Linked DNA regions of Homo sapiens: region 2 is linked to region 1. The links are chromatin loops, found by intact Hi-C in ENCODE. Cell type or tissue: gastrocnemius medialis. All regions are shown on one strand. Links, peaks and the distances in the headings refer to the core of each region. The heading gives the core; the rest is flanking DNA. Region 1 has its middle 98 kb from the start of EEPD1. Region 2 holds the start of LOC101928618 (a long non-coding RNA gene).

Region 1 (16,030 bases), core at 3,667-11,666:
ACTAAAACTTATTTTTGCTCTAAGGATTCTTCTTTGTAACTCCAAAATTGCCTATAACCAATTTCATTCAGATCTTTCTAAACCATCACTTGTGGTTCGAATCAGGGCTGGAGCATGAGGGGGTCATGCTCCCAGGTAGAAGCAAGCACCTATCTACCTACTGCTCTCAGGGAAGCCTGAACCCAGGAAGCAAATTATATGCAGGTGTTTCAGGCTGAGATGTGAAGTATGCTGTTTATAATGTCAAAGTCTATTTTCCTGGGCTCAGGAAGATCTTACAGAGATTATTGTGGTGTAAACTGTATCTGGCTGGAATAGATGAGAGAGTCAGTAGGAGAGTCCTGGAGTTGGATAAGAAGGAGCTGGAGAAGTAGCTTCCAGTTCAGGGAAGGTAAGAACCAATGCAATATGGCAGCAGGATAGAGCTAAGTAAGACAGCCAGCAGGGAGCCCCTTGTGGCTGGATGTGGCTGACAGTCTGTAGGGGCACTGGGTGGAATCTAACAGTCAAGCGTTTCAGTTTTCCTCTTCTGCATTGTAATTCTCTTACATCACCCTAAGGCTTCAATAAAGTTGGTTAAACACAACTGTCTTGTGCTAATTATGATTTGAGAGAATAAAGGAAGGAACTCAGCCTACACTTAGGGATGAAGCTGACCTGGAAGAGGGGTCCCACACAGAGAAGCCTAGAGCATCAGGGCCGGGCACAGTGGCTTATGCCTGTAATCCTAGCACTTTGGGAGGCTGCGGTGGGAGGATAACTTGAGGCCAGGAGTTCGAGACCAGCCTGGCCAACACAGTAATATGCCGTCTCTATTAAAAATACAAAAGTTAGCCGGGCGTGGTGGTACACGCCTATAATCCCAGCTACTCCAGCCTGGGTGACAGAGCGAGACCCTGCCAAAAAAGAAAAGAAAAAGAAAAAAAGAAACAAAAGCCTAGGTAGGGGAGAAGCCTGGGGCCACTCACAGAGAGAAGGGACAAGCAAACCCCAATCTCAGACTTCCCATTTTTTCTTTAGGCTTTTCAGCCCCTCTCCCCATCAGTCGTGTCTTCTCCATCTCCCTTCTAATTTTATACTCTCTTTTATTCTCTCCTAGAATGAAGGCACTAAACACTAGACCTGAAACAACTTTGACAATATCTCAAAGCAAACTCTGGGCCCCTGTCCTCCCTCTCTGTTCATTCGTTGTGCTATTTGGAGCTGAACCAGTCCACGAGTCTACGCTGATTTTGCAAGCGTAAATAGTTGTGGTTCAAATAATCTTGCTCAATTTTTCAGATCTGGAGATTCTGCCATATAACTGTTCCAATGCCAAGAATTCATACCCCAGAGGCCTTCCTCTCATCATTTAAGATTTTCAAAAAGATAATTTCGCCTCAGTACTGGTTGCCAGATTGACAGCCTTAAAAACAAGAGGTGAAATTCAATCTCAATGGAGCTTGTGCCTGCTCTCTATTTTTAGGGAAAAGATTATTCACCCATATGGGCAGCTGGGAATAGAGCATTGCTGGGGGTGGTGTGGGGGAGGGTAGACATTTAAAGCAAACTTGACCCTAAATCTCCTGCCCTCAGTGGGGTGGGGGTGGGGAGTGTGGAGTGTGGAAGGAATAAGAATTGTCCCCAGGTTGGGAGGGGTGCAATGTAGGATTTCCCAAAAACCATTGTAAATTTTGCAGAATGATAAAAATATTTTTCTTTCTAAAAATAGCTCTCTCAGAAACCAGATGTCTGGATTTAATTACAGTCACTATGTATTGAGCATGTACCAAGGTACCAAGCCCCATTTTGGTTCTTTGCAGATATCTGGTACAACCCTGCTGCAAGCCCATAAAACAGGTTTGCTTCCCTATTTTCACTTGACAAATGAGCACACTGAGGGTCTGAGAAGGAATTCAAAGCCAGTGCACCACTTAACCCCAATCATTTCCAATTTTCTGATATCTCCCAGGCCAGAAGTTCCCAGACTTGGTTGCACATCAGAATAAACACACATTCCTGGGATCTACCCCAGACCTGCTGAATCACGATGCTCAGCTGGGGCAGGAAGTGATTGTAAAGTTCCGGAAGTGATTGTAAATTTCCCAAAGTGATTCTGATGCACAGCTGGGTTTCAGAATTGCTGTCCTAGAGACAGATGGGGACAGGTAATTCCAGGAGTGCACAAGGAACACCACCTTCAAGTCCTTTCAACCTGGGGCCTTAAGTGTCCTAGGCTACCTTAGGCTTCTCTGAGTTGCTCGATGGAGCTGTATTTCCTGTGACCTCAGAGCTGGCCCCTCTGGTTGGAAGGGTCCCCATGTAGCCTCTGCCTCTCCACATCTCAGCTCTAGGGGCACCTCCCTGTGGATGGCAGCCCTGTCCACCTGCACAGGGTGAGATGCCCTGCACTTTCTCAGACCACATCATGGGCTGTAGTTATACATTATGGGGATTTCAAAAATTCATGTTGGCCTCACCTGTTAGATGGTAAGCACTGTAAGGGCAGGGACTAATTCTACTTCACTCAGAATTGTACTCCTGAGCTTTATCCAGGGGTGGCACATTGTGGTAGCTCCTGTGTTTGAGTGAAGAAGGGAATGAGGAAACAAACTGGAAGGGTGGAGAACTAGGCATAGGAGACCCGGGTTCCAGTCCAGGTTTGTGCCAATTTGCTGCGTGACAATTTAGTGAGCCCCTCCTCCTCTCTGAGATTCCACCTCCTCACCTGATAAAAGAGGGGATGGATTAGACCTATTGGATTAAACCTAGATATCAAACTTGAGTAAGTGTCAGAGTTGCTTAGGGAGCTCCTGTAAAGGTGAATCCAAGCCCCTCCCCCAGGCAGCCTCCTTCAGCAGGCCTGGAGGGGCCATCTGCACTATTAATGGTCCCCAGAGATGCTGCTGCAGGTGGTCTCTGTGTGGTGGGGCACATTTTTAAAACCCTGGACTGAGTGAATTCTGAGATCCTCTCGAGCTGTGCCATATTGTCATTTCGTTAGCATACAGTTAGTGAGATCTGGGCGAGAGGAAAACAAAGGGCATTGTGGAAAGGTGGTGACTCCCTGGAACGTGCATTCCTCAAGCTGCTACCAGGCAATATCGCCCGTAAGAGCTGGAAGAGAGACCTTGGTTGCCAGCCCCTCTGTAACACACCATACTTGGAATCACTACTTTTTAACATATTGGAATGCAAGACAACGCAGTTCATACAAAAAATATCTAAAAATATCCTGGAAATATTAAAATGTTCTCAGAAGACACCAGATACCATTCATAACCTCTAAATGCTGAGACCATCGTTGCAATGAATGGAAGTCCTGCTGTGTTGTGTGGGGGGGGTGCGGGGAGGCTTTATAATTCTCTCTTTTCTCTGCCCTTTTAAAAAATTGTCAAAACACATACAGTCAGTTCACATCTGAGATTCAACCAACCACAGGTTGAAAGTATTTGGAAGATATAAAAATAAAAAATAACAATACAATAAAAATAATACAAATTAAAGAACAATAGAGTATGACAACTACTTACATAGCATTTGCTTTATATTAGGTATTATGAGTAACCTAGAGATGATTTAAAGTGTATGGGACGATTTGTGTAGATTATATGCAAAGAGTATGCCATTTTATACAATCTATCTCATTTTATTGTGCTTTGCTTTATTACACTTCTCAGATACTGTATTTCTGACAAACTGAAGGTTTGTGGCACAGCTGCACCAAGCACGTCTATTGGCGGCATTTTTCCAACAGCATGTGCTCACTTCGTGTCTCTGTGTCACCTTTTGTTAATTCTCATAATATTTCAAACTTTTTCATTATTATTATACATTTTATGTTGATCTGTGATGAGTGGCCTTTGATGTTACTATTGTAACTGTTTTGGGGTGCCATGAACCGCACCCATATAAGATGGAGAACATAATCCATAAATGTTGTGTGTGTTCTGACTGTTCCACCAACTGGCCGTTCCCCATCTCTCTCCCTCTCCTTGGGTATCCCTAGTCTCTGAGACACAACAATATTGAAATTAGGCCAATTAATAACCCTACGATGGCCTCTAAGTGTTCACGTGAAAGGAAGAGTCACATGTTTCTCACTTTAAATAAAAAGCTAGAAATGATTAAGCTTAATGAGGAAGGCATGTCCAAAGCCAAGACAGACTGAAAGCTATGCCTCTTATACCAGTTAACCAAGTTGTGAATGCAAAGGAAAAGTTCTTGAAGAAAATTAAAAGTAAAGTGAAACAGCCTTATTGTTGATATGGATAAAGTTTGAGTGGTTTGGATAGAAAATCAAATCTGCCACAATATTCCCTTAAGCCAAAGTCTAACCCAGAGCAAGGCTCTAACTCTCTTCAATTCAAGGCTGGGAGAGGTGACGAAGCTGCGGAAAAAATGTTTGGAGCTAGCAGAGGTTGGTTCATGAGGTTCAGGAAAGAAGCCATTTCTACAACATAAAATGGCAAAGCAGCAAGTGCTGATGTAGGAGCTGCAGCAAGTTATCCAGAAGATCTAGCTGAGATCATTGGTGAAGGTGGCTACACTAAACAATACATTTTTAATGTAGATTAAATAGCCTCCTATTGGAAGAAAATGCAATCTAGAATTTTTATAGCTAGAAAGGAGAAGTCAACACTTGGCTTCAAAACTTCAAAGCACAGGCTGACTCGCTTATTAGGAGGTAATTAGGAGTCGCAGCTGGCTACTTTAAGCTGAAGCCAATGCTCATTTACTATTCTAGAGCCCTTGAGAATTACGCTAAATCTACTCTGCCTGTGTTCTAGAAATAGAACAACAAAGCCTAGATGACAGCACGTCTGTTTCAGCATGGTTTACTGAATATTTTAAGCCCACTGCTGGGAACTACTGCTCAGAAAGAAAGATTCCTTTGAAAATATTACTGTTCATTGACAATGCACCTGGTCACCCAAGAGCTCTTATGGAAATGTACAGGAGATTAATGTTGTTTTCCTGTCTCTAAAACAATATCCTTTCTCTAGCCCATGGATCCAGGAGTCATTTTGACCTTCAAGTAGTATTATTTAAGAAACACATTCAGTAAGGCTATCGCTACCATAGATAGAGATTCCTCTGAGGAATCTGGGCAAGGTCAATTGAAACCTTCTGGAAAGGATTCACCATTCTAGATGCCATTAGAACAATCGTGATTCACAGGAGGAGGTCAAAATCTCAGCACTAACAGGAGTTTGGAAGAAGTTGATTACAACTTTCATGGGTGACTTTGAGGGGTTCAAGACCTCAGGGGAGGAAGCAACTGCAGATGTGGTGGAAACACCAAGAGAACTAGAAGTGGAGCCTGAAGAATTGACTGACTTGCTGCAATCTCATGATGAATCTTCAAACTGATGACGAGTTGCTTCTGATAGATGAGCAAAGAAAGTCGTTTCTTGAGATGGAATCTATTCCTAGTGAAAATGCCACAAACATTGTTGAAATGGCAAATAAGGATTTAGAATAAAACATAAACTTAGTGGATAAAGCAGCAGCTGGGTAAAATGCTATCAAACAGCAGCCCATGCCACAGATAAATCTTTCATGAAAGAAAAAGTCAATGAATGTGGTAAACTTGAATGTTGTCTTATTTTTTTAAATTGCCACAGTTGGCCTGGCGCGGTGGCTCACACCTGTAATCCCAGCACTTTGGGAGGCCGAGGCAGGCAGACCACAAGGTCAGGAGATCAAGACCATCTTGGCCAACATGGTAAAACCCTGTCTCTACTAAAAATACAAAAATTAGCTGGGTGTGGTGGCACGTGCCTGTAATTCCAGCTACTCGGGAGGTTGAGGCACGAGAATCGCTTGAACCCAGGAGGCGGAGGTTGCAGTGAGCCTAGATTGCGCCACTGCACTCCAGCCTGCTGACAGAGCGAGACTCTGTCTCAAAAAAAAAAAAAAGTTGCCACAGCCACCCTAGCCTTCAGCAACCACCACCCTGATTATCAGCAGCCATCAACAGCAAGGCAAGACCCTCCAGCAGCAAAAAGATTACAACTTGCTGAAATCTCGGTTGATCATTAGCATTTTTAACAATATTTTAAAATTAAAGTATATGTACATTCTTTAGACATAATGCTATTGCACACTTAGTAGTCTACAGTGTAGTGTAAACATAACTTTTATATGTACTGGAAAACCAAAAAATTCACAATTCACTTTATTGTGATACTCACTTTATTGTGGTGGTCTGGAACTGAACTTGCAGTATCTCCAGTGTATGCCTATATGAGGGACTTGAGTGTCTGCAAATTTTGGTATCCATGGGAAAACTGGAACCAATTCTCCAATACTGAGGGATGACTGTATAGAAACCCAGATAAAATAAGTGTATAGCTTTATGAGTTATAAGGTGAACATCCTTAATCACTACCAAGTCATGAAACAGAACTTCGCCAGGCACCCCAGAAGCCTTCTCCCCATTGTCCCACCCTCAACTCTTTCCCTTTCCCTAGAAGTAAATGCTCTCCTGACTTTTAGAGCTATCACTTCCTGGTGTTTCTTTACAGTTCTATCACCTAAGTGTGCATTCCTGGTCACTATAGTTTAGGCTTGCTGTTTAAAACCATTTGTTATGTCTTTTAAGTATCATTAGATTTACAGATTTCTCCTTTATTTTTCTAAAATACAGGGACACTTAACACGTAGAGTTCCTCACAGTCTGAGTTGTGCTGATTGGGTACTCATGGTACAGTTCAGTGTGTTCTTCTGAGCTCTGTATTTCCTTAAAATTGACAGCTGAAATCAGAGGTTTTATCTGTCTCATTTCCAACCCCTTTGGCAAGATTACAGGTGGTGGTATGTTCTTTCACTGGGAAGCACATAATGTCTGTGTTCTCTCCCTCCCACCTCCTCCTCTTCCTCCTACATTCTTCTTCTCCTCGTCCTCTTCCTCCTCCTTCTCCTCCTCGTCCTCTTCCTCCTCCTTCTCCTCTTCTCTTCTTCCTCCTCCTCCATCTTCTTTTACATCCCTCTCTCTCTCTCTCTTTCTGCCCCTTCCAACTCATGCTGTTGGCCACAGCTGATATTGATGTCAATGACTGGATCCATTAGCTCATTAAGGACTCTAAAAGGGTGACAATCTAATTCTATAGTTTCTTATTTAATTAGTTAAATACTTTTATGAAGAGATATTTTCTCTCATCTACAATTTGGCCACCCAGTGGATGGTACCTTTCATACAGGAAAGGCAAGATAAATGCTTCATTCTTTCCCTTTATTTACTACTTTTCAAGATAATGAATTATTTCTCTATCATGCTATGAAGGTGACCATCTGCTTTTAAAAATATCATTATGAACTTGCATATGTAAACACATTTGACGGGTTTTGATCTATTTTAATTATTATTCTTGTTGGCTTTCAAATTGCCCATCTTTAGCCTGGGAACCTCTTCAGGTTGGCTCCTGAGTGCTTTGGGGCACAATTCCACTGGTCTTTGGTAGCTTTCTCACTGCCTGATATGACAGAGGCTCTAGGCTCACCTTGTACATTTCTGACCCAGACATGCAACTGGCCATTTCTCCCAAGACGCTCTGTTTATTTTAGTGAGAAATAGTATTTCAAGCCCACAATCTGGGTATCAGAGATGTCACTGCTACTCAGAATTAATCATTGTTTCTAGGCCTCTTCACTAGACAGAGCTAGAAAATTATATTTTTGAAAAGTTAAAATACCATCACACTGATACTTCCAATTCAAATTTAGGGCAACAGGGTTTTTTTACTTCATTGCCTTAATGTTACATTTTTATCTCCTTTCTTCTACATCAATAATTCTTGATCTCAATGACCCAGGAAATGATGGGATTAGAATATCCCACGATGACTCATTTACTTTATCCCAAAGCACACACACAACAGTCTCAGAATAACAATACCAATCTACAGCATCTATATGATTCTTGAGAGCAGTTAAATTTTCTTTTTGCATATAGCTTCCATCATTCTTTCCTTGTCCCATTTTTTTCATATTGGTGCTATGTCCACACCAGATGAGCTTTGGGGCATTACACATTATGTACGTCCCTTTCAGCCCACATTTCATCTTAGTTCTACAAGAGACCATATGTTGAACACACACCACCAGTTCTTATGTGGATGTCCCTTTAGACATTTTGGTTTTCTGAAGCTCTTCTCTAGTAGATTTTTAAGGAAGATCTCCTGGATCTTCCCAAAGGAAGAGCACAGGGTTTGTGTGCTCAAGAGAAGAGGGAAATGAGTTTGGTAAGCAGCTATCCAGTGTCTGCCAGGGTCTGAAGATCAAGCAGACAACCCGTGCAGAAGGCCCGAGTATAGGGCCTGGCATGTAGAGGAAGCTGCAGGCTAAGTATCACCATTCAAATGTCAAAAGTTGGCTTGATTCTAGTTGTAGTCTACTCAAGTGTGACTTGAGGGCTCTTCAGTCTGTCCCTTCAGGAGATAAAGCGAGTCTGTGACATGGCCACAGATGCCTGCAGTCCCAGCCCCCTGGCCAGAAGCATTTCTGTAGGTTACAGCTGAGAGCCTTCAGCCAGGTCAGTATGAAATGAAAATGAAAAGCTCATATTTTGTTGTTTTTTTTTTTTTGAGGAGGGAGAGGGTATATTAACGGCATTCTTCAGTAATGATAAGAATATGTTTCTTTTCTTTTTTTTAAGACAGGGTCTCTCTCTCTGTCACCCAGGCTGGACTGCACTGGCATGATCTTGGCTCACTGCAACCTCTGCTCCCCAGGCTCAAGTGATCCTCCTACCTCAGCCTCCCAAAGTGCTGGGATATACAGGCATGAGCCACCATGCCTGGCCAAGAGAATGTGTTTCCTAAAAATACTCAATACTTTCACTTAATTGGTACTTTTCTCTGCTTTTCCTTGATATGTATTTATTTATTTCTATTGTGGTAAAAAGAAAACACATAACATTAAATTTACCATCTTAACTATGTTTAAGTGTACAGTTCAGTAGTATTACATATATTCACATTGTTGTGCAATAGAGCTCTAGAATTTTTTCAAAACCCCATACCCCTTGAACAACAACTCCCAATTTCCCCCTATTTGTAGTCAATTTTATGTATGGTTTCTGTTGCAGGACAGTAATATTTGATTGCCACATAACTAACTATCCCATGTTATCTATCATGCTTTCAGATTTTGCTCTTCCTTAAAGAGAGCTACCCCAATCATTATAGACATATTCCTGATTATTTTCTCCTCATAGTTGTACATGCAGCCACATGTATATGTACATGCAGTTGTACATGCATCCTTTACTTTCTACACGCAGCTCTTCTGTTTCTCCAGCATGTCTGCATACAGGGGTGGTCAGTTTAAGTCTTCTGGGGTACAATCATGAAATTGGGGTTAAAAATGCAAGAGATTTATTGGGGATAATGCCTGGGAACAATAAAAGGAGAAGAAGCAGGAGGAAGCAGGGAAAGACTTCAGACTATGAGGAAGGTCGGATATCTATGAAAGGAGAAGGGGAAGAAAGGAGAGAGAGCCTTGGACTGTGGAGCAGCCTCTGAGAAAGCCTCAGCCAGGCCACAGGGAGTGTTAGAGCAAAGACAGCCTGCAGAGGAGACCCAGGCCAGGGACAGGAATTAGCAGGCTCAAGTTCCCCCACTGTGTCCTCAAGGGCCGGCTGTCTGGGAGAAGCATGGCCTCACCTCCAGTGCTGCAGGTGACCCAGGGGGCTGCAGCTGGGACCTATCAGGGAACTACACCCTCTGTCACGGGGGCAAGCATAGCAGTGCCCTTTCATGGCTGCCACTGGCAGGGAACAGGAATCCTTAATGTTTTTCCCAGCAGATATCCAACTATTCCAACATAGTTCATCTTCAATGATACAGAACACGCTCTTTACCATATTCTAAATTCCCAAACATACATTTCACTAATGTTCCACTATTTTAATGACAGTAGCTAGAATACACTTTGATATAAAGTAGATTAAGTTTCCTCCTATTGTTCTACCTCTTTCACATTTCTTAGTTATATTTATTCCTTTCAAGTAAACTATGGGACTTTAGGCAAGTTACTAAATCTCTGTGCTTCAATTTCCTCATCTATAAATAGGGGATAATGATAGTGCCTTTTCATAGCATTGTTGAGGAATCACATGAGATAATGCATGCAAGACACTTAGTACATCCAAGAACTGATAAATAGTAAGCAACCAAAAAACAGTAACAATAAAAATAAGGGATTTTATTGTTGTAAAAGGGGTCCTTCTTGTAGAGCTCATAAACATCATTGGGATTGCTTTGCATTTGTAGGGTGATTAACAAAAAACATGTATTTTTTTTAAAATTTGCATCTGAAATATGTAATGTTTCAGTCTATTTTTATGCTCTCTTGAAAGTTATTCCTTTCTGTTCTCCATCTGTACTTGCTTCTTGGTGAACCAATGCAGACTCTGGGCTTTACAAATCATCTACACACCAACCACCCACAAGCTGCAACTCCAGCCCAAACCTCTTTCCCAAGCTCCAGATTCTCATGTGCTCAACACATCGCCACATATATCTAACACAACATGTAGACATCGCCAAGTTAATAGGTCTCAAACCTGTTCTTCCTCTAAAAATGTGCTCCGCTCACAACTGTCTCTGTCTCAGTTCATGACATTTCTGCCCTTTCACTTCCTCAGGCCAAAAAACTCTTATCTCTTCCTTGTCTTTTTTTTTTTTTTTTTGAGATGGAGTCTTACTCTGTCGTCCAGGCTGGAGTGCAGTGGTGCGATCTCGGTTCACTGCAATGTCCACCTCCTGGGTTCAAGCGATTCTCCTGCCTCAGCCTCCCGAATAGCTGAGACTACAGGTGTGTGCCATCACGCCTGGCTAGTTTTTTGTATTTTTAGTAGAGACGGGGTTTCACCATGTTAGCCAGGATGATCTCGATCTCCTGACCTCATGATCTGCCTGCCTTGGCCTCCCAAAGTGCTGGGATTACAGGCATGAGCCACCACGCCCGGCCCCTTGCCTCCATTTTTACTGTCACACTCCACATCTGATCCTTGGGGGAAATTCTGTTGTTTCTACCTTCAAAGCCTTCAAAGCACATGCAGTATCTAAGCACCGGTCATCACATCCATTGCTACCGGCCAGCCCCAGCCACATTGTCTGTCCCTCATCTGGCCTCCAGTTTCTCACCCTACTGAAGGCAGCAGCCAGAAGGATATAATGAGAAAGTGAAATGATTCTAACCCTCTGCTCAGAGACCTCTAAAGCCTCCACCTTTCACTCAGAGCAAAAGCCACGTTTTCACAATGACTTTTAAGAGCGTTATGATCTCACCCTGTGGCTGCCCCTCTGACATTGAAAGGTGACCTGCTGCTGTCCCTCCCTCACTGTGGGAGGCCACCAGCAGCACAGGCCACCAAGCATTCCAGGGACACGAAGCTCCAGGCCTGTGGGCCGGCTATTCTCTCAGACCGGAGCACGGCAGATGTCTGCAGATGAACTCCCTTCTCTCCTTCAAGTCTGGGGGCAGGTGTCTCTCAGAGTGGCCTGCCCTGGCCTCCTAGTTACAACTGGAGTCTTCGCTCTCCTCCCCCTTCCTGGGACTCCTGTTGTGTCTGCATTTTGTTTTTTATTAGGTTGGTGCAAAAGTAATCGCAGTTTTGCCATTAAAAGTCATGGCAGAAACTGTGATTGCTTTTGCATCAACCTAATATCTCCCTATCAATGATCACTTTCAAACATTCTAAAGAATTTACTTATTGTAATCGTGGTTTATAGTCTATTTTTAAATTCTAGAATGTAGGCTCCACAAAATAAGAGATCTGTTTTGCTCACTGCAGTATCCCAAGCACCCAGAATAGTGCCAGACACATGGTAGGTGAACAACAAATACGTATGAAGTGGCTTCCCTCATTTAGATCTCTCCCAGTTGAAAGATATTTTTTACATTTTTATTCAAGCATATTACTCTATGTATAATAATGATGCAACCTTAATTTTTTTTTTTTTTTTTGAGACAGTCTTACTCTTTTTCCCAGGCTGGAGTGCAGTGACACCATCTCTGCACACTGCAACCTCCCTTCCCGGGTTCAAGCAATTCTCCTGCCTCAGCCTCCTGAGTAGCTGGTACTACAGGGGCGTGCCACCACACCTGGCTAATTTTTTGTATTTTTAGAAGAGATGGGATTTCACCGTGTTAGCCAGGATGGTCTCGAACTCCTGCCCTCGTGATCTGCCTGCCCTGGCCTCCCAAAGTGCTGGGATTACAGGCGTGAGCCACCGTGCCCGGCTGCAACCTTAATTTAATGATTAACTTATTCTAATGCTTATCACTAGTCTTTCATATTACAATTTCTTCACCTTGAGATTAACAAAAAATTGACCATCACCTCTCTTTTAGCAAGAAAAGAAGGCAGTTCAGTGGTGGCTCCCTCTCAGGCCCTGTGTTAGCACAGGCTGTTCAAGCTGCCCCTCCCTGCCTCCTCTGCCCTCCAATCCTCCAGCATCCAGCACAAGGCCCTTCCGCCCCAAGTCCCAAGGCCCACCTCATTTCCTGCTTCAGGAAGATTGACAGGGAACCTCGGTGCTCCCAGCAATCACAAAAGGTGTGATGTTGGCATAGCTACAACGTCTTTTGTTATCTTGTCAAATCCATACTTTACTCACCTCACAAGATTGTCGGGAAGACTATAGGAAAAAGTCTAATAATTTGATAAAAAATGTGCAAAAGATTTAAATAGACATTTCTCAAAAGAAGACATCCAAATAGCAAACAGGCATATGAAAAGGTGCTCAACATCACGGATCATCAGAGAAATAAAATCTAAACTGCAATGAGATATCATCTCACCCCAGTTAAAATGGCTTTTATCCAAAAGACAGGCAATAATAACAAATGCTGATGAGGGTGTGGAGAAAAGGGAACCCTCATACACTGTTGGTGGGGATATAAATTAGTACAAACACTACAGAGAACAGTTTGGAGGTTCCTCAAAAAACTAAAAGTTGAGCTACCATATGATCCAGCAATCCCACTGCTAGGTATATACCCAAAAGAAAGGAAATCGGTATATCGAAGAGATATCTGCACTATGTTTGTTGCACCACTGTTTACAAAAGCTAAGATTTGGAAGCAAACTCTGTGTCCATCAACAGATAAATGGATAAAGAAAATGTGGTACCAGATACACAATGGAGTACTATTCAGCCTATCCTGTCATTTGCAACAACATGGATGGAACTGGAGATCATTATGTTAAGTGAAACAAGCCAGGCACAGAAAGACAAACATCACATGTTCTCACATATTTGTGAGATCTAAAAATCAAATCAATTGAATTCATAAACTTAGAGAGTAGAAGGTTACCAGAGGCTGGGAAGGGTATTGGGGGATTGAGGGGAGGTGGGGATGGTTAATGGGTCCAAAAAAAAAATGAATAAGACCTACTATTGGCCGGGCGCAGTGGCTCACGCCTGTAATCTCAACACTTTGGGAGACTAAGGTGGGCGGATCATGAGGTCAGGAGATTGAGACCATCCTGGCTAACATGGTGAAACTCCATCTCTACTAAAAATACCAAAAAAAAATTAGCCAGGCATGGTGGCGGACACCCGTAGACCCAGCTACTCGGGAGGAGGAGGCAGGAGAATGGCATGAACCCAGGAGGCGGAGCTGGCAGTGAGCCAAGATCACGCCACTGCACGCCAGCCTGGGCGACAGAGCAAGACTCCATCTCAAAAAAAAAAGACTTACTATTTGATAGCACAATAGGGTGACTATAGTCAATAATAACATACTTGTGTGTGTATATATATACATATGTAAACATATATACACACATATATACATATATATAGATATATATGCACACACATATATATGTGTCTGTGTGTATATATATAGAGAGAGAAGAGAGAGAGACAGGATCTCACTCTGTCACCCAGGCTGGAGTGCAGTGGCATGATTTTGGCTCACTGCAACCTCCGCCTCCTAGGCTCAAGGAATCCTCCCACCTCAGCCTCCCAAGAAGCTGCGACTACAGGCACGTGCCACCACGCATGGCAAATTTTTGTATTTTCTGTAGAGACAGGGTTTTGCCATGTTGCCCAGGCTGGTCTCAAACTCCTGAGCTCAAGTTATCTGCCCACCTTGGCTTCCCAAAATGCTGGGATTACAGGCATGAGCCACCACGCCCGGTCTTAATTGCATATTTTTTAATAACTTTAATAATGTAATTCGATTATTTGCAACTCAAAGGATAAATGCTTGAGGGGATGGATACACTATTCTCCATGATGTGCTTATTTCACATTTCATGCCTGTATCAAAACATTTCATGTACCCCATAAATGTATACACCTACTATGTACCCACAAAAATTTATAAAAATTAAAAAAAAATTTCCAATGAAAGATTGTTGGGAAGATAATGTCTGTGCACAGGTTTTATTTCATGAACTGCAAAGTAGCCCTGCAAAGTTAAAATGTTACATCCATTTGATTCTATAATAAAAATGTGTCTGCCTGCTTGTGGTGCAGCCTATACCCTGCACCTTTTTCCAGGGAGCCTATGTGGAGGACACAGTTGTTGGAGTGGTTCCCACAGCTGCATCCAGAGCCCTAAAACCAAGAGGCTCACTCAGCCTGCTCTGTGGATGCTGCACCCATCTGCATCTAATGCCTCCTCCTGCTACCTTATGTCCCAGCAGGGTAGAGGAGTAACAATGGCACTTTCAAGGAATCTGGCCTCAAATCTTAGCTGCCTTCCTTTGTGGAAGATACTATTTGGAAAAGTTCATTCCAAAACATCTCTCAACGGCCAGATTAGTGTGCCTAGGCTGAAATATCGTCGCTTTCCTGATGTCAGAAGAGAGGTTTCATCCTTTGGGATTCAGATGAAATTGGCTTAAAGTTAGACCCTGTGCGGTAGAAGCCCCCCATATTCCTTCCCACAGGTCCCAGAAACCCAGAAAGAGGGTGTTTTGCCCTAGAGAGTTGAATCCATCTGGAGGGCAAATTGGGGGTAGAAAAGGGTTCTTGGTAGCTGGGTCACAGGTCTTCTTCTCCCTCTCTCATCACACTGATTGTCCCGTTTGCTCTAATTCTGAGCCTGTGATTAGAGGTTGGTGAAGTGGTGATAAGAACCTCACAGCTGTGTCACAGCTGCCTTTTGGGACTGAATTTTCCAGGCCAGCTGCCTTACAAGACGATGGGGTGGCAATCCGCTTGTACTTGCTTCTTAGAATCCCACTCATCTAGAATGAGTCTTTCCATAAGGCTGGCCCACATCTGCTGGGGACAGGCAGGGAAAGCGGATTCAGAATGAAGAAAACACTCCAGTCAATTCCTTCCAGCAAGCTGGCTCCTGCTGCGGCTCTCTCTTTCAGGGAAGACATTCAGTTTTTGTCATTTGAAAAATTATGGCTAATTCCTGTGAGTTCAAGTAGCTCTTGTTGTGTTTGGAAGCAAAAGAGTCCTAGTTACAACACAGCCCCAAACCCCAGCCTGCTGAGTTGAAATGAGATGAGTCTTAGGATAAAATGAAACAACACCAAGGGCTGTGCAGGGATGAGGCAGCCCTTTCTTCTCCATTTGGGCCCACTGTTTTCTCTCTCTCATAGGACTACAGAACACACAGCTGTAAACACAATTTTTTCTACTTGTGACCATTTCCGTGTTGCCCTCAAGGTGGCCAGAGTGCAGGGGCATCATCTTTCTGAAGGGTGAGGCTTTGCTGTGGGTCCACAGGGCTTTGTTCTGTCTAAACCTCATTGCTGTTTTACCTTTTAGGATGTCATTGGCTCAAAGAAAAATCTAAACAGGGAACAGTGGCAAGAAAGTCAGTAAATAGATTACCATGTTTGTCTCCTTTCAGCCGTAGATTCCATGGCAACTTGAAAATACGACCTTTGATTTGCTGGATGGCCAAGCCAAGTACTCTAGCTAAACAAGAAGAGGGGTCCTGGGCAAAAAGCTTCCCAGAGACCCCCAACCTCATCTGAGTTGTCTTTAACCCTCTCTACCCTCCTTAATCAGCAGGGCACTGAGTTATGAAGAACAACTCAACTTTGTCAAACTTTGTCTAAATT
Region 2 (16,030 bases), core at 3,603-11,602, 47 kb after region 1:
TATTTTGTTTTTTAAGACAGTGTCTCGCTTTGTCGCCCAGGGTGGAGTGCAGTGGTGCCATCTCGGCTCACTGCAAGCTCCGCCTCCCAGACTCACACCATTCTCCTGCCTCAGCCTCCCTAGTAGCTGGGACTACAGGCACCCGCCACCACACCTGGTTAATTTTTTGCATTTTTAGTAGAGATGGGGTTTCACCATGTTAACCAGGATGGTCTCGATCTCCTGACCTCATGATCCGCCTGCCTCAGCCTCCCAAAGTGCTGGGATTACAGGCGAGGTATTTCTTTATAGTAATGTGAGAACAGACTAATATGGGGTTCCTCCCATTTGGCACCACCATGTCAGCTGGAGGGGAACTGGCACGAGGTTTGAACGATGTGGCCTCTGTCAAGCTGGCTGTGTCTAGGGAGAGCTTCCAAGCTGCATGCGTCAAGAGGAGGCATGCATCTGTGCCTGCAAGAAGCTGGACGGAGGCTCCAAGGCCTGAGTGACTGTGTCCTGCAGAAGTTCGCCCCAGTTGGCAGGCCCATTTAGGGGGGACATGGAGAAGAAGGTGCCAGCAGGATGGGTTCAGACGTCCTGGTGCTCTCGCTGCAATGGCTTCCATGCCTGGAGCACTCAGAACAGTCTTGGCTGAGCATTTACAGACATCGTCTCATTTCCTCCTCCCAACCCACACAGAAGCCAGGTGTTTTGGGTCCAGAATTGTATACAATTTGGGGAGCCTTTTTTGAAAAGGAACACATATGAGCTAATACAAATAGACTGAAATAAGAGGAAAAAAATAAAATAATTTCTTTAGAAAGGAAAAGGAACACCAACTTACCAACATGAAATTAGATACAAAAGCAGGTCTTTAGAAGTGAGGGCTACCTAAGCTTTAGCTTCATTCACTTTGCAGTACATTTCGCTCTGGGGACAAGTATCATCACCCCCATTTTAAAGGTCAAGAAATTGAGGCACAGATTGGTGAAGCGATTCACCCAATGTCAGACAGTGCGCAACGAATTAGCTAGGATTGTATCCCAGATCTGTTTAGTGTCACCCAAGTTAGTAGTAACACCCAATGACCTCTGATGGCGGTGGTGATGGGTGCCTCTGTTCTAGAAAGAATGTGTATCTAATTTGCATCATAAAGTGATTGATGCCATCAGCTGTGTTTATGCCATCAGTTAGTCTGTATTGATCCAGGGCGTATTTTGTGCAGATGGGGACCCTGGGAAGTTAGCAGCAATGGAGAAAAGCGTGGAATGCTCTCCAGGTATTAACACCACTGCCACCGCCACCCTGGCCATGGAACACTGCACAGGGAGAAGGCAACAGAGCAAAACAAGCATATTGCATTTCTCCAGCTGCTCCGGAAGTCCTTGGGACAGGAACCATGTGTGTTTAGGAGAACACCTCCATAAGCCTTTGGAAGCAGAAAACAAGAGCCTGTGGGCTTGAGCTGGAAGAAGACAACAAAGAAATGCTAGACCACCTTACGTTAGAAAAAAGTGCCCTAATGGGGGCCAGAAAGGCAGAGTGAGGGAAGAGAGAAGGAAGCGGGGAAAGGGATAACAGCGGGCAGGGGAAATGTGGCAGGAAGGACAGCCCAAGTGGACATGTCCAAGACTTCAAAAAACCAGACTGTACTCAGTTTGTACCCCTGTCCTTTATAGCATAAATCTCCATAGCCCCAGAGTTTCAGCACAGCTGGAACACACACAGGGGTCTTGAATGCAAGGGCTGTGTGAGGGAGGGATTGTGTGTGTGAGGGCCTATGTGTGTAGTGAAGTGTTCGTAGACAAATGTTCAAAAGAGGATGCTCAGATCATTACCGATGCCCTGTGTTGTTAAGAGTTTATCATCTGTGAATCGAAGGGTTTATAACAGGATAATGACAGAAACGTGAGTTTAATACAATTTTTAAAAGATGTTTCCTAGAATGCTGTATACACAATGTGCTGAACAATATTATTTCAGTGAACGTAGGTCATGTATATAGTTGTGTATGTGAGAGTATGTACGTGTGTGGGAGTGTGTGTGTTGTGTGTATGTGTGTGAGATTGTGCATGTATGAGTGTGTGTGAGTGGTGTGTATATGTTTATTAGTGGGTGTGTGTGAGCATGTGTGTGTGTGAGCGTGTAAGAGTGTGAGTGTTGAGTCTGTGTGTGTGTCTGAAGCTGAGGTCAACATCTGGGCTAGATCAAAAACCTAATTGAGGAAAGCATAGTGGAGTGGAAGCAAGAAATATTATTCCTGGGGCTTCACCAAAATCTAAAATTGGGCACTGATGGGGTGGGGATTTGAGATCCTCTTCTCTAGATCTTGGAGGGCAGGTGGTCCCCTCTGACATCCGGGTTGGAAAGGGGAAAGTAGCACTATTGAGCATGCCCTGGGCCCCAGTCCCCATGGCTGTGCCACACACATTATCTCATCTGCTTTCCCCACAATCATACGAGATGAGTATTTTTTTGCCCACTTGGTAAAGAAATCAAGGCTCAGTCAAAGAGGTTAAACAACTGGCCAGTAGCGAACAGCTGTTAAGAACAGGATTCCTCTGATGTCACAGCCCCTGCTGATTCCCTGCTTCCCCTACACGCCACCCAGTCCCACCTTGCTGTGATATTTCTCCCACTTTAGTCCATTTCCAGAACATTTGGCATAGGCAAGTCGAAGACAATTGGCTGGCAGTCCTTGTGTCTCCGCAATGCAGTTGCCCAGCTCGGTTTCCTCCCACAATCTCCTCTTCCTTTCCTCTTACCCCTTTCCCTGTCAGGGCTCTCATTGAAGCCAGTGGAAAATTACTGACCTAGTCATTGGCTCCTGCATCTTAAATGGAGACATTACTGCTCCCTGCTGCCCAGATTGTCCCTGAACTCTTGACCAAATATGTGGTAGCTGCTTTTAACTGTGACCTCACACATCAAGTGAAAATGCTAGAGACAAATACATATTACCTTTTTTCCCTGCATCTTCCACAGAAATTGAGAGAAAAACATCTTAATGGAATTGATTAAATAGATGAGATGACATTTTAAACACTTGACCATAGGTAAAGTAGTGGGTTATGCAAACTCATTTTAATGTGTTGGCCATCTGACTGCCACCAAGGCATAGCTACTTGTTTTTTCTTGGTAAAGTGCAAAATAACTGTCAAGCCAGATCTCTAGGTGATAATAAGCATCCAATTATCACTAAAAATGGAGTCTGGTCCAGGACACCTGCCAGTCCTTGGAGATTCAAGTAGAACTCTATGTGCTGGTTCAGCTACACCGAAGAAGGGAAACAAATAAAAATGGTGATTTATGAGTGCCTCCTTTGTGCCAGTCACTGTGCTAAGCATGCTACATTCATAATCTTATCCTATCTACAGAGCAGGGTGGACACCATTGCTATCCCCTTTTTGCAGAAGAGGGGATTAATGCCCAAGGTCACAAGCTTATATGTGTCTGGGCTCATCCAGTTCTTCACCTCCTCAACATAAGTTAGGATGGCACTTTCCTGATCCTTTGATGTTAGTAACCTGTCACTTCCAGGTAAAACTAGTTTCCTCATCTGCAAATGAAAAATAGTATCTATCCTGCAACCTGTTTGGAAGATGTATTAGCCTGTTCTCACATTGCTATAAGGAACGACATAAGATTTATGTATGAAAAGAGTGATTTCTGAAGAAAAGAGTTTAATTGACTCACAGTCCCACAGGCTGTATGGGAACTATGGATGGGAAGGCCTCAGAAAACTTACAATCATGGTGGAAAGTGAAGGGGAAGCAGGCACATCTTCATAAGGTGGCAGGAAGGAGACAGAGAGCAAAGTGTGAAGTGCTACACACTTATAAACAACCAGCTCTCATGAGAACTCACTCACTATCATGAGAATAGCAAGGGGGAAGTTTGCCCCCATGATCCAGTCAATTCCCACCAGGTCCTTCCTCCAACATTGAGGATTAGTTTGATATTAGATTTGGGTGGGGACACAAATCCAAACCATATCAGAAAATTTAATGTAATTATATATATATAATAATGTATATAAAAACATATAAGATAGTGCATGGCTTAATAAATGTTAGTTATTATTTTAATGATAATGATTACATGATGTTGCTACTTGAGAATCTTCAGGAGCTTCCTTTACTTATTAAGTCATGACCAAACTTCTCAGTCAGACATTCCAGGCTCCAATTCCTCACTGATGCTTCTGTCATGGTTCAGGCTACCTTACTTAGCTCCTGGACTCTGTTGGGTGGGAGGAATAGGAAGATGAAGGCAGGAACCAGCACCTGAGAAGACAGGAGCTGCTTCAAGTAGCTTGGCCTCAGGAGTGACCCATCATAGTAGTGCCTGCCTCAGCTAACCCTTAAGGTGGCCCAGGAGTCTCTATCCAGCAGAAAGAACACAGCTATTGGAGGCAATCCTGGCAATTAGCATTGGTCATTATGCCTGTTGCTGAAGGCAAAGTTTTTTAACCATTTATAGTGTTGGATTAAGACATATATATTGGAGTTTTTGTTCTGGGCAAGGTGGAGTAAGCACACCCTACCCTGTTTCTCCCACAAAATGCAAAAATGAACCCTGGACAGACTACATTGAACAGCTATCTAAGGACCATGACAAGTAAACAGGAGCAGGTGAATTGGGGAAAGAGATCAGAATATGAAGTACCACCAAAACCACCATGAATCTCTCATCTTTTATCCCCTCTTGTATCATCTGGCCTGGACTCATTAGTCTGGCCTGGATGTGCACACCAAAAGCAAGCAGGGCTCTAAAAAGAATCCTCACTTTCTGGTCCAAGGTGGTTGTGGGGACACCTAAGAGTTATAAGAAGTGGAGAAAGTCCCTGGTTTTTAAATCTTTTTTCACTCTTGCCCACCCAACCCCCAGGTAATCCCATAGTGGCAGCAGTAACAACAATGGCAACAGCAGCCTGGAGAGCACCGAAATACTTAAAGCTCTGAGGGAAGCGAGTCTTCCCTCCACTAGAGAAGCTGTGGTCCCAAGAGGGTGGGACAAAATACCATTCCCTTTTCTCTCTCTCTGTTCATACACTGCCTGGTGGGACAGACTCAAGTATAGCCATGAGATGTATGCAGCAAGGTAGGAAAACTAAAGACCTAGCTTTCTAACCAGAGGACAAAAAAAATGGGGCTTCAGTGGGCCAAAAATGCCAGAATAATCTCAGAAAGGAGACTGCTCAAGAGAGCAGTTCCATATTAACTCCGAGGCTTACTTCTAAGCTGCACATGGTGTGAGAACTGAACTGTGCATGAGACTATGATCCAGGCCACCAAATGGCCACTGGGCAACATACACACAACAGATTCCCATAGCACTGCAAAGGCTTTGAAAACTGAACTGATATTAGAACCACAGTCCACAGGAGAACTCGAGTCTGGAGCCTAATTAGACTGATTGCTTGCAAAAACAAAACAAAACAAAATTCAAAATTCGCTTTAGGATTTAAACAAGACATGGATCCTCATAATGTAATATTCAAAATGTTCAGGACACAATCCAAAACTACTTGACATATGAAAGACAAGAAAAACTTCAACTTATAGGGAAAAGAACAATCAACAGATGCCACCTGCAAGATGACACAAATGTTGAAATTATTAAAGATGCAAAGGCGACTATTATAAACATATTCCAAGAAGTAAGGGAAAATTCTCTTGAAACAAAAAAGTCTCAATAAAGACTATAGAAGATACAAAGAAGGACAAAAGAGAAACTTTTTGGAACTGAAAATTACAATGACCGAAATAAAATATTCCCTGGATAAGATCAATAGCAAAATAGAGAAAGTCAGTGAATTGAAGATTGAATAGAAATTATCCAATCTGAACAAAAGGAAAAAATTAAAAATTAATGAACAGAGTATTGGAGGCATGTGAGACAATACGAAAAAGTCTAATATTCATAGTGTTAGAGTTCCAGAGGGAGAAGGGGAAGAATAGGATGCAAAGAAACAAACAAAACCCAAAGGAAACCGTGCCCAGATGCATCGTAATTAAACTGCTAAAAACTAGGGCAAAACATCTTGAAAGCAGCCAGAGAAAAATGATACTTTATATAAAGGGAAACATTGACTTAAATAACTGTGGATTCCTCAGGAAAAAAAAGTAGGCCAGAGGAAATGGAATAACATTTTTAAAGTGCTGAAAGAGAAAAAACTGTCAATCCGGAATTCAATATCCAGTGAAAACATCCTTCAGGAACGAAGATGAAATAAAGACATTCTCAATGAATGAAATCTGGAAGAATTCATCACCAACAGACATGTTCCAAAATCAATACTAAAGAAATACTTTTCCTCCTAAGATGCAGAACAAAGCAAAGATGTTCTGGCAAAGGAAGAATGAAAGTAATGGGCAAACAATCAGTGGTTGCCAGGGATTAGGGGTGGGAGATGTGTGACCACAAAGGGAAGAATGAGAGAATTTGTGTATGATGAACTGTCTGTATCCTATTGTGGTGGTGGTTACATGAATCTAAACATATGTTAAACCTTACCAAACTGTTATGCCCCAAAATAAAATTTAAAAATAAAGTTAAAATGATTGTGTATTTTTTTAGTGGCTTAAAACTACACAAGTTTTTATGTTATAGTTAAAAGTCAGAACGTGGGTTAGAAGTTCAACACAGGTCTCTCTGGGCTAAAAGCAAGGTGTTGGCAGGGTTGCATTCCTGTATGGAAGCTCTAGGGGAGAATCCCTTTCCTTGTCTTTCCCAGCTCCTAGAGGCCATTACATTCCTTGGCTTATAACATCTTCCTTCATTTTCAAAGCCAGCAATATCAGGCCAAGTCCTTCCCACATTGCCTCACTTTAACCTCCTCTTTTGTCTCCCTCTTCTGATTCTTCTTTTTTATTGAGGTGAAATTTACACAAAATTAACCTTTTTCATGTCCATTTTAAAGTGAACAATTCAATGGCATTTAGTACATTCACAATGTTGTGCAACCACAACCTCTACCTAGTTTCAAAACATTTTCATCAACCTGAAAGAAAACTTCATACTCATTAAGCAGTCACTCCCCATGTCCCCTACCCCAGTCCCTGGCAACCATCAATCTGCTGTCTGTCTTTATGGATTTGCCTATTCTGGGTATTTTGTGTAAATGGAATCATATGTGACCTTTTGTGACTGGCTTCTTTTGGAGGTTTTGATGGTTCATCCACATTGTAGCACATGTAAGTACTTCATTCCTTTTTATGCCTGAATAATATTCCATTGTATGTACATACCACCATTTGTTCCTCCATTCATCCTGTGTATTCATCTTTAAAATAAAACTTTAAAAAACTTTATATATGATGTCTCACCCAAGACCAATCAAATCAGAATCTCTGAAGGGTTAGAACCCTGGGTGATGGTACTTTTAGATCACCAGAGTTGAGAATCTCTGCTTTTATATAATGTTTTGGTCATCAATTTCTGCATAAGAAGCCATCCCAAAATGCAGTAGATTAAAGTAACAATGATTTTATTTTATCATGATTCTACAATCTGTACCAGGCTCAGCTCTGTTGTTGAGCAAGTAACAGATCCAATCCAGACTCTGCTAGCTTGCTGGTGGTCACTCATGTGAGTATATTGAGCCAATGGGTTGACTTAAGTCTGGATTCAACATGGAATGCGACAGTTGTGCTTCAGTCTCTCACCATGTCTCAGGGCCTCTCCCTCTCCTTGAGGCTACTCTACGTAATCTCTCCAGTAGAGTAGCTGGACTTCCTACACAGTGGCCCAGGACTCCCAAAGCATAGGAGCAGAGGATGCCATGACTCTACATCCTCATCCCAGAACAGACACGGTGTTCACTCCCACCACATTCTACCGTTAAAGCAAGAAACACATCCAGCCCAGACTCAAGGAGGGGCCTACACAAGGGCCTGAATACCTGGAGATGTGGGGAGGGGGATCATGACTCACTGGGGCCGCCAATGTAATGGACAACCGTATGCAACCTCTTGTGCAATGTTAATATATTTTCAGTAAAACCAAATAATTCACACATATAAAAGCAAACAGATGTCCAATGTATAGTAATGTAACTATAGTTAACAATGCTGTATTGCATACTTGAAATCTGCCAAAAGTGTAGATCTCAAGTGTTCTTACGTAGTCAATTCTGCAAGAGGATATAACAATTTTAAATATATATGCACCCAACACTGGAGCATCCAGATATATAAGGCAAATATTAGAGCTTAAGAGAAAGATAGGCCCCAGTACAATAGTAGCTGGAGACGTCAAGAGAGACTCTTACCAAAAAAAGGAAAGAAGGAAGGGGGGAAGGAAGGAAAGAAGGAAGGAAAGAAGGAAGGAGGAAAATGCTGACTATGTGAGGTAAAGCATATATTAATTAGCTTGATTGCAGTAATCATTTTGCAATGTATACATATATCAAAATATCAAGTTGTACACCTTGAATATATGCAATTTTATTTGCCAATTATACCTCAAAAAACCTAGGGGCTGGTGGGTGAGGTAAAGGCAAACATATTTTACATACAAATGATAAAACGAAGTGGATAAGTAAATGCAGCACACACTTACTGTCCTTAGCATCACGGTAAGTGAGATATTAACATTTTGAAAATGTTAGTTATATTAGAACTGATTGCTGGTGACCCTGGATGAATTCTGAACTCCTCCTCAATCAAGCGGACAGCCACATTCCGGAATTTTCTGAACATTGAATGGTGAATAATTTTTAACATTGATTTTATCTACTCACCTGTTTCCAGCTAATCACAGCCCTGGGTGACATCACAGTCCTGGCAGAAGAGCATTTTTATTTCACTTTTTAAAAAACCAACAACAAGCATGTAAATGAGCTCTAAGTCCTCTCTCTGTCCATGTGCAGTGAGAACAGGGCAGTTCTAAGAAGGTAAATGATGGGTGAAATTTTCTACAGGGCTCTGCCCTTGTTATGGGATAGGGTCTCCATCCTGACCTGCACTGGAGGAACCTGGAAAAGAACTGGGCCAGAGGGCAGTGAGAAGACAAGAGAAGAAGGAGCTGAAGCTTCCCCTCAGCGCCTCAAAACTCATTTCAAACTAGCCACTAAAGTTCTGAAAACACCTCAACCTCCTGTGAAAATCCTATCCCAGTATCCCCTGTATCCCTATGAGGCTCTTCATTTTCTATTACACAAGATGGGCCCAGAACCTTAAATGGAAGTGATACCATGCTTCTCATTCACTTATTCAAAAACTAGTTCTGGAGTCTGTATGCATAGTTTGTCAAGTAGCTAGGATTGTAGGGGTGAACCAGACAGATAACTACAACCCTTATGAAACAAACATCCAGCAGGATAGAAAGAAAATAAATACATAAAACAATCAGATGGCCAAACAGATTAAAACAGAAGGAAGCGCTGGCATTCCCTGAACACACCTGCTCCCTCATATACAGGGGCATATGGACAAGGACTTAACCAACCTCAGTTGGCTTATCTGTTAAATGGGCTCCCAATAGTACTGACTTCATGAGGTTGTGAGAATTTGCAAAATAATGTCTATTCAGTGGGATGACTGCAGTCTCAAACATGGTATATGATCAGTAACTGCTAGTTACTCTAATGATTAGTAGCAGTTTCTGAAGAACTGTATTTAAAATTGCTTCAAGATTCAGAGAAGTCCCCTAGCAAATATGAATTCCTCTCCCTCCACCCCACTGACTTCACGCTCTTTTCTAATGTATCCAAGCATTGATGATTTTATTAACTTTTAAGCTCATTTCTTTCTACTGAAACTCCTAAAGACCAGCCTCCTCATTAAAAAAAATATAACCCTTTAAAAGCAACTAAACGTGATCCTCCTAGTGTTTACACTGGGAGTGGAGTGTAGAAAGCCCTTGGGATCAGAAAAACCTAGATTTGAAAGCTGGCTCTGCCAATATTTGCTGTGTGACCATGGGCAAGTAGCTTAACCTCTCTGAGCTTCAGTTTTCCAATCCATAAAATGTGACTAATAACACATGATATTCAGAGATGATATGAGGTCAGCAAAGTACTTTTCATTAAGGTGGCTATTTTTGTTATTAATAGGTCACGTAATTCAGGATGTAAACAAAGGTTTATTCTGGGAACTGAATTAAGCAAGCCATTTAAGCAAGAAGGCTGCACAACACTGAAGTGGAAATAACTGATGGGAAGACAATCATCCTCCCAATCCTCTCATTGTGCAAGACAGGGGGATCCCCAACCATGGGGTTACTGAGGGTTCAGAACAGAGGACCCTTAAATAGCAGTGGTCTGACCACCACATTTTCAGATAGGAAGGTAGAATTGCCCCAGGCCACAGGCCCATGGAAAGCTGTTAGGTCCCCTCAGTTTGGGGTGTCACTGGGCTTCTGTAAAAACACGTGAAGGCCCCACAAACAGTTATGTGAGTAACAAAGGGGCCACCAGCCACCTCAGCAGCAGATGGGCAGGTGGGTGGCAGAAAGGGGTAAGGGAAGCCTGACCATGCTGAGGAAAAAAGTCAGAGCATACCCTGAGCAGGGTCTCTTCTCAGCACTAGGAACATGTGGCATCAGTGGGGTGTACCTGCTAAAACGGACGCACCAATACAGGAACACTTTTATTAACTAAAGTCCATAGTTCACATTAGGATTCGCTCTGTGATATACAGTCCCATGGATCTTGACAAATGCATAATGCCATGTATCCACCATTCCACTCTCAAACAGAATCATTTCACTACCCTAAAAATCCTCTGTGCACCACCTATTCATCCCTCCCTCCCCCATCCAAGCCCCTGTTAACCACTGATTTGTTTTTACCAAATACCCAGACTTCAAAGAGATGATCTTTTTATGATCTCTGTAGTTTTACCTTTCCAGAATGTCCGGAGCTCATTTCTTTTTCCTGCTGTATCATATTCCATTGTCTGGATGTGCCACGTTTTGTTTATCTATTCATCTGTTGAAGGACATCTTGGTTGCTTCCAAGTGTTGGCAAATATGAATCAGTGTGCAGGTTTTTGTGTGGGCAAAAGTTTTCAACTTATTTGGATGGTTATGTTATGCCATCCTTGCTTACTGCAATCAGATTGTAGTAAGGAAAAAAGTTGTTTAGCAGGAAAGTCTCTTTCAGAGGAAGGAAAAGTCTTCGTTGAGCAGAATGCCTTGATGGGCTGTGTGGCTGTGGAAGGACAGCCTGGGAGCATGGCCACTCGGGCTGGAAGCAGATAAAACATATACTTTAGCATCCAAACCAGGACACTTTGGGGGTTAAGAGTAGACACTATTAATATCACTGGAGCAACAGAAATAATCTGGTTTTATTCCTGTAAACTTTGGTATAATGAAGCCAAGAGTTGGCTAAACTTGAGTACATTTTTTTAAAAACTCTAAACACAAAAACATAAAACAATGTAGGTGGCTGACTTTAAAATGACCGGCCATATTGAATGCTGGTGAGGACTCAGAGCAACTGAAACTCTCCTACATAGTTGGAGAGAGTGTAAGATGGCACGACCAACTTGGAAATCAGTTTGACAGCTTCTTAAAAAGTTAAACATACACCTACAATACAACCCAACCATCCCACTATAGGTATCTATCAAAGAGGAAAGAAAGCATGAAACCCAAAGACTTGAATGCAAGTGTTCACAGGAGCTTTATATAGAGCCAAAACCCAAAAACAACCCAAATCCACTAGTATATGAATGACAGACAAACTGTGGGACTTCTATACAATGGAATACCACTCTGCAGTAAAGACACACTATTGATACACACAATAACAGAGAAGAATCTCAAAATCATACTGAGTGAAAGAAGCTAGGCAAAAAAAGAACATACCGTATGATTCCATTTATGTAAAACACTAGAAAATATGAGCTAATCTTTTTTTTTTTTTCTGAGACAGAGTCTTGTTCTGTTGCCCAGGCAGGGGTGCAGTGGTGCAGTCTCAGCTCATTGCAGCCTCAATCTCCCAGGATCAAGAGATCATCCCACTCGGCCTCCTGAGTAGCTGGGACCACAGACATGCACCCCCATGCCCAGCTAATTTTGTTTTTTTTTTTTTTTTTGTAGAGATGAGGTCTCACTATGTTGCTCAGGCTGGTCTCGAACTCCTGGATTCAAACAATCCTTCCACCTTGGCCTCTCAAAGTGCTGGATTGTAAGTGTGAGCCACCGCATCCAACCAATACAAGCTAATCTGTATAGAGAAAGCGTATCACTGGTTGCCTAGGGATGGGATTGAGGGAAGAATGGATTAAAAGGGCACAAGATAACTTTAGGTGATGGTGGAAATATTGTTTAGAAGTGACAGTTTTATGGCTGCGTGTATGTCAACACTGATAGAATTGCACACTTTAAATATATGTGATTTTGTATCCTTCAAATATACCTCAATAAAGATGGAACACTTTAAGAAAAAATAAATAAAAATGCATGCTCTTTAGCCTTAAACAGAAAAACATGATTTTTAGGGAGTAGGGAGTAAGTGAGCCAGCATGGAGACAAGGAGGTTGAAGGCAAGTGAAGAAGTCCCAGAAATTGAGCAGACAGCTACCAGAAGAGAAGGCCAGTGAACATATTCCATTTTGGACTTGGGGCCCAGGCAAGGGGGTCCCAGAGACATTTTAAGACTGATAGTGTCCAATAGTCTATTTTATCAGCTGTGCTATTCTCTAAAGAAACCCTTACATGTGCGCACACACACACACACACGCACACACACAAACACGGACACACTGGTCTTTAATAAGTTATGTAATGGCCTTGGATGAGTGAGGTTTAGGAGAAATACAGTAAAGGAGCTGACTCTCTGGGTAGATTAAGGATAGGGAGAAGGGGGCATTTAAAATATGAAAGATGGGAGGGAGAAAGAGCCAGGATTCAGTGGAAGCGGAAAATCAGAATGTGAGGAGACCCAGGGAAATATCTGACTTACAAGAATCCTCATTGAGATTGGGAAGTTGGCTGGGGTCCCATTTTACAAGAAATGAGGGTTTTATTTGCATTTTATTATTTAGGGCTCTAGCTGACAACCCAGTTACATGACGATGTCAAAGGGCAGAGGTTACATCATTCCAGCCAAATACCACATCCTGTGGCCACTGCCCCTTAGGACATAGTTCTCACCTGGGGCCTGGTCAGAGAGGACCAAGGTCATTGGCCTTTTGCTTCTTAGTTAGCAGTTTTAAAGTAAATGGCGATTTAGGGAAAGGGAGAGGTGGCAGATGACAAGAAGGGAGAGCATTTGTGTTTTCAATTTTACCGCCCATAGTGCTAGGCACTGGAGTTACAGTGAGGAGCACACTCCTGACTCTTCTATTCCCGGAGCTGATGGTGCAGCAGGACTGCAGACATGAAATCAGTAAGACTAGTGCCTGTTGAAATAAGGGAGAGGAAGAGAATATGGATGTGAATTACAAGTAATTTCTGCTAGGGGACTTCCCGGGAAGTGAGGGTCAAGATGAGATTTGAAAGCTGAATAGGGAAATGTTGCCCCAACACACAAGACCTCAGTCCTGGCAAAGCAAGCCCCGATTCCCCAATCAATGAGCTTCAGTCAGGCTATTGACTTGGCACCAACTTGTGTGCAGTGGCCAAGCTGGATGCTGTCCTGAATTATATCAGTGTGACAAGGCAACGTCTCCTTTAGTGTGACCTTAACAGTGGATTTGTCCCTCTTTATCAGAGTAGGCTCCCTGTGTTCCCAAACTCAGGAAACTCCAGGCATTGGCAGCCCACTTGCACATTCTACATCAGATCCTGCCTCACTGGGAGTTGTGGCAGAGGATGGCCAGACAGACACCATGGACAGACACCATGGAGAGGGGCAATGAACAAACCTTCATCTTCTATACATAACATGAATTCTGCTTTCTCTTCTGTGCCTGTGTACAGACACTCAGCCAGGAATCCCACCACCAGGAGCATTTTCATCCACTTCTCTAAAGGAGTCCAGTGCCTTGCTGCATAACAGTGTGTGATAGACTATACACAGTTGCCCAGGGGGTCCAGCCTCCCTGCACTCTCCTCCCTGTGTGATCCCTCCCTACATTCACTCCAGGCTTAGTCATGTGATTTGTGAGAGTGAGGCAAGCAAAGGGTTGATAAGCAGTCGTTCATTTCTCCTGGAATATTACCTCCCGGAACTCAGCTGCCATGCTATAGGGAAGTATTGACTCTCCTTTTGTGAACTGAGAGGCCACAGGAAGAAAAACTGAGGCACCCCAGCCCTCAATCAGCACCAGGGCCTCAGAGTGTGAGAGAATCATCTGGGACCTTGCAACCCAGCCCAGTCCCCAGCCTGATGTACCCTCCTGGAGTGAGCCCAGCAGAGACCACAAGGAGCAGAGCAACCACCTAGCTGAGCCCAGCCACCCACAGGACACGAGAGAGGATACACTGAGATTGTTTTAGGATTATACATAGTGGGGTGGCTGTCTCAGAGCGGTATTCATCACACAGGTGTGGCCCTCAGGCCTTGTTTCCCAGCAGCAAGAGCCATTGTCATAGCTCCAGGGAAGCCTCTTTACAGCCACTGACAGTTGTCCCACTCTCGGGATGCTCTTTCAGGCTTTGGTTTCCATTGAGGATATTGTTTTTCTTATCATTTTTCAGGTGGGTCACAAGAGTGTTTTGAAGGGTTCAGGGCCCACCCTTCGGAAAGTTGTAGATGATTGTCTTGTGACAGCTGCAGTCATAGAGCAGGGTTTTTTTAACTATTGTATTTAAATATAGTAAATTGGCATATATATTTGTGTGTGTGTTGATCGTGTTTGTTTATTTCTATAGAACCATCTCCTCTTCCTAATAAACACAGAAGACAAGACAGAGAGGAGCACAGGAAGGAAGAAGAGCCCCTGGAGAAGCAGTCCAGTCTCTGCAGTTTCCCCAGCTGGGGCAGATGGGCTGCCCTCCTTATTCCCCAGGTGGCCCCTGGCCAACCTTTCAAGTCAGCACTTATCTTAAGGACAATGCTTTTGAAGGCCAGGGAGGTATGGGATTTTCTCCTGATCTGATCCCACTGAGCGAAGCCTGGCAGCTTGCACACCTGCGTCCTCCACTGCATGAGATCCTCTCAGCCAGGCGGGCCATGCACAGCAGTGTGTGTTTTCTGCTCACTCCTACCCACAGCTGTTTGCCTCCAGCATGGCCCATTTCCTGCCCCATCTCCTTGGGCTCCCTGGAGCTCAGGACTTCCTTGCCTCATGGCAAGTGCCAGGAGCTAGCTTGACCTCCCACATTCTTTCCTGTGCTCAACCTTGCCCTGCTGTCCACCACCTGAGGTTTCGCTATCTGCACTCTGCTTTCAGCCTCAGGCTGGTTCTTTCTGGCTAACCTGAAACACAGGTGCCTGCAGAGGAAGTTGAAGAACCTCCCCGTGGTCCCCTGCCAGCACTGGCTGTTTCCATAGGGAAAGGCTGGGTCATACCTTGGGCAAATTCTACTGATCCTGCACCTGTCCAAGGTGCCCAGTGTGCACTTAGTTTTCTCTATAGGAGACGCCCTGGGGGAAGTTGGTTCCACCTGGGGCTCCACCACTGTTGCTGGGGTGTGGGTGAAGGGGGAGGCCACAGGGCCTCACTGGGGGGCTGTGCAGGGGGAGTGGTCCTCTCTCCAGGCCAGGTAGGGGACTAGCAGGCACGTTAGCTGTGCTGCTGGCTTCTGCCCTGACTCCAGGTCCTCCTCAGGCCTCTGATTTCTGTGTTGTTCCTTCGACTATTCTCAGAGTATGAAGTAAAGGTAGGAATGGCAGGCTCACTGCATCTCTGCTGTTTTGGGTTGGCAGGGATGATACACTGTACCTTGTGGATGGGGAAGGAGGGCAGCTTGGTAGCGGGATCAGTTGCAGGCATTAGTTTCAGGGGTATGATCCAAGCCTCCAGCTTGGATCTCTTGTAGCCTGGGAGAAGATAGGTGGCCAACACTTCATTGTCCTGCAACTAGTCCTGGATCCCTTCCCATGTACGACCCATGGACACCATCAGTTCTGCCTGCCCAGGTCTTTGTAGTCAGAGAATGACTCAACGCAAAGCTTTAGTTTCTCCCCATAGGAGGGCCTCTCTTG

Evidence for each region. Peaks named below come from ENCODE experiments on the same cell type or tissue, not always from the same donor. Only the 100,000 strongest peaks of a DNase experiment are listed, where the experiment ranks them.
Region 2: a loop joins it to region 1, with 2.5 times the contacts of the local background. A loop is called at or near these places in 15 of 110 quality-filtered maps.

The regions. Positions count from the first base shown.
Region 1 is chr7:36,047,005-36,063,034 of GRCh38, forward strand. No RefSeq gene overlaps it. Among named protein-coding and RNA genes, the nearest start is that of EEPD1, 98 kb to the right of the region's middle. RefSeq lists an enhancer at 10,865-11,366. In gastrocnemius medialis, for the core only: a CTCF peak has its summit at 7,166; no DNase peak of the experiment used is centred there; H3K27ac peaks cover 4,706 bases.
Region 2 is chr7:36,094,116-36,110,145 of GRCh38, forward strand. LOC101928618 (a long non-coding RNA gene) reads left to right here and starts at 1,195. Exons shown (of 2, transcript NR_108089.1): 1 at 1,195-1,261; 2 at 4,873-6,538. It also overlaps the pseudogene MARK2P13. In gastrocnemius medialis, for the core only: no CTCF peak of the experiment used is centred there; no DNase peak of the experiment used is centred there; H3K27ac peaks cover 2,431 bases.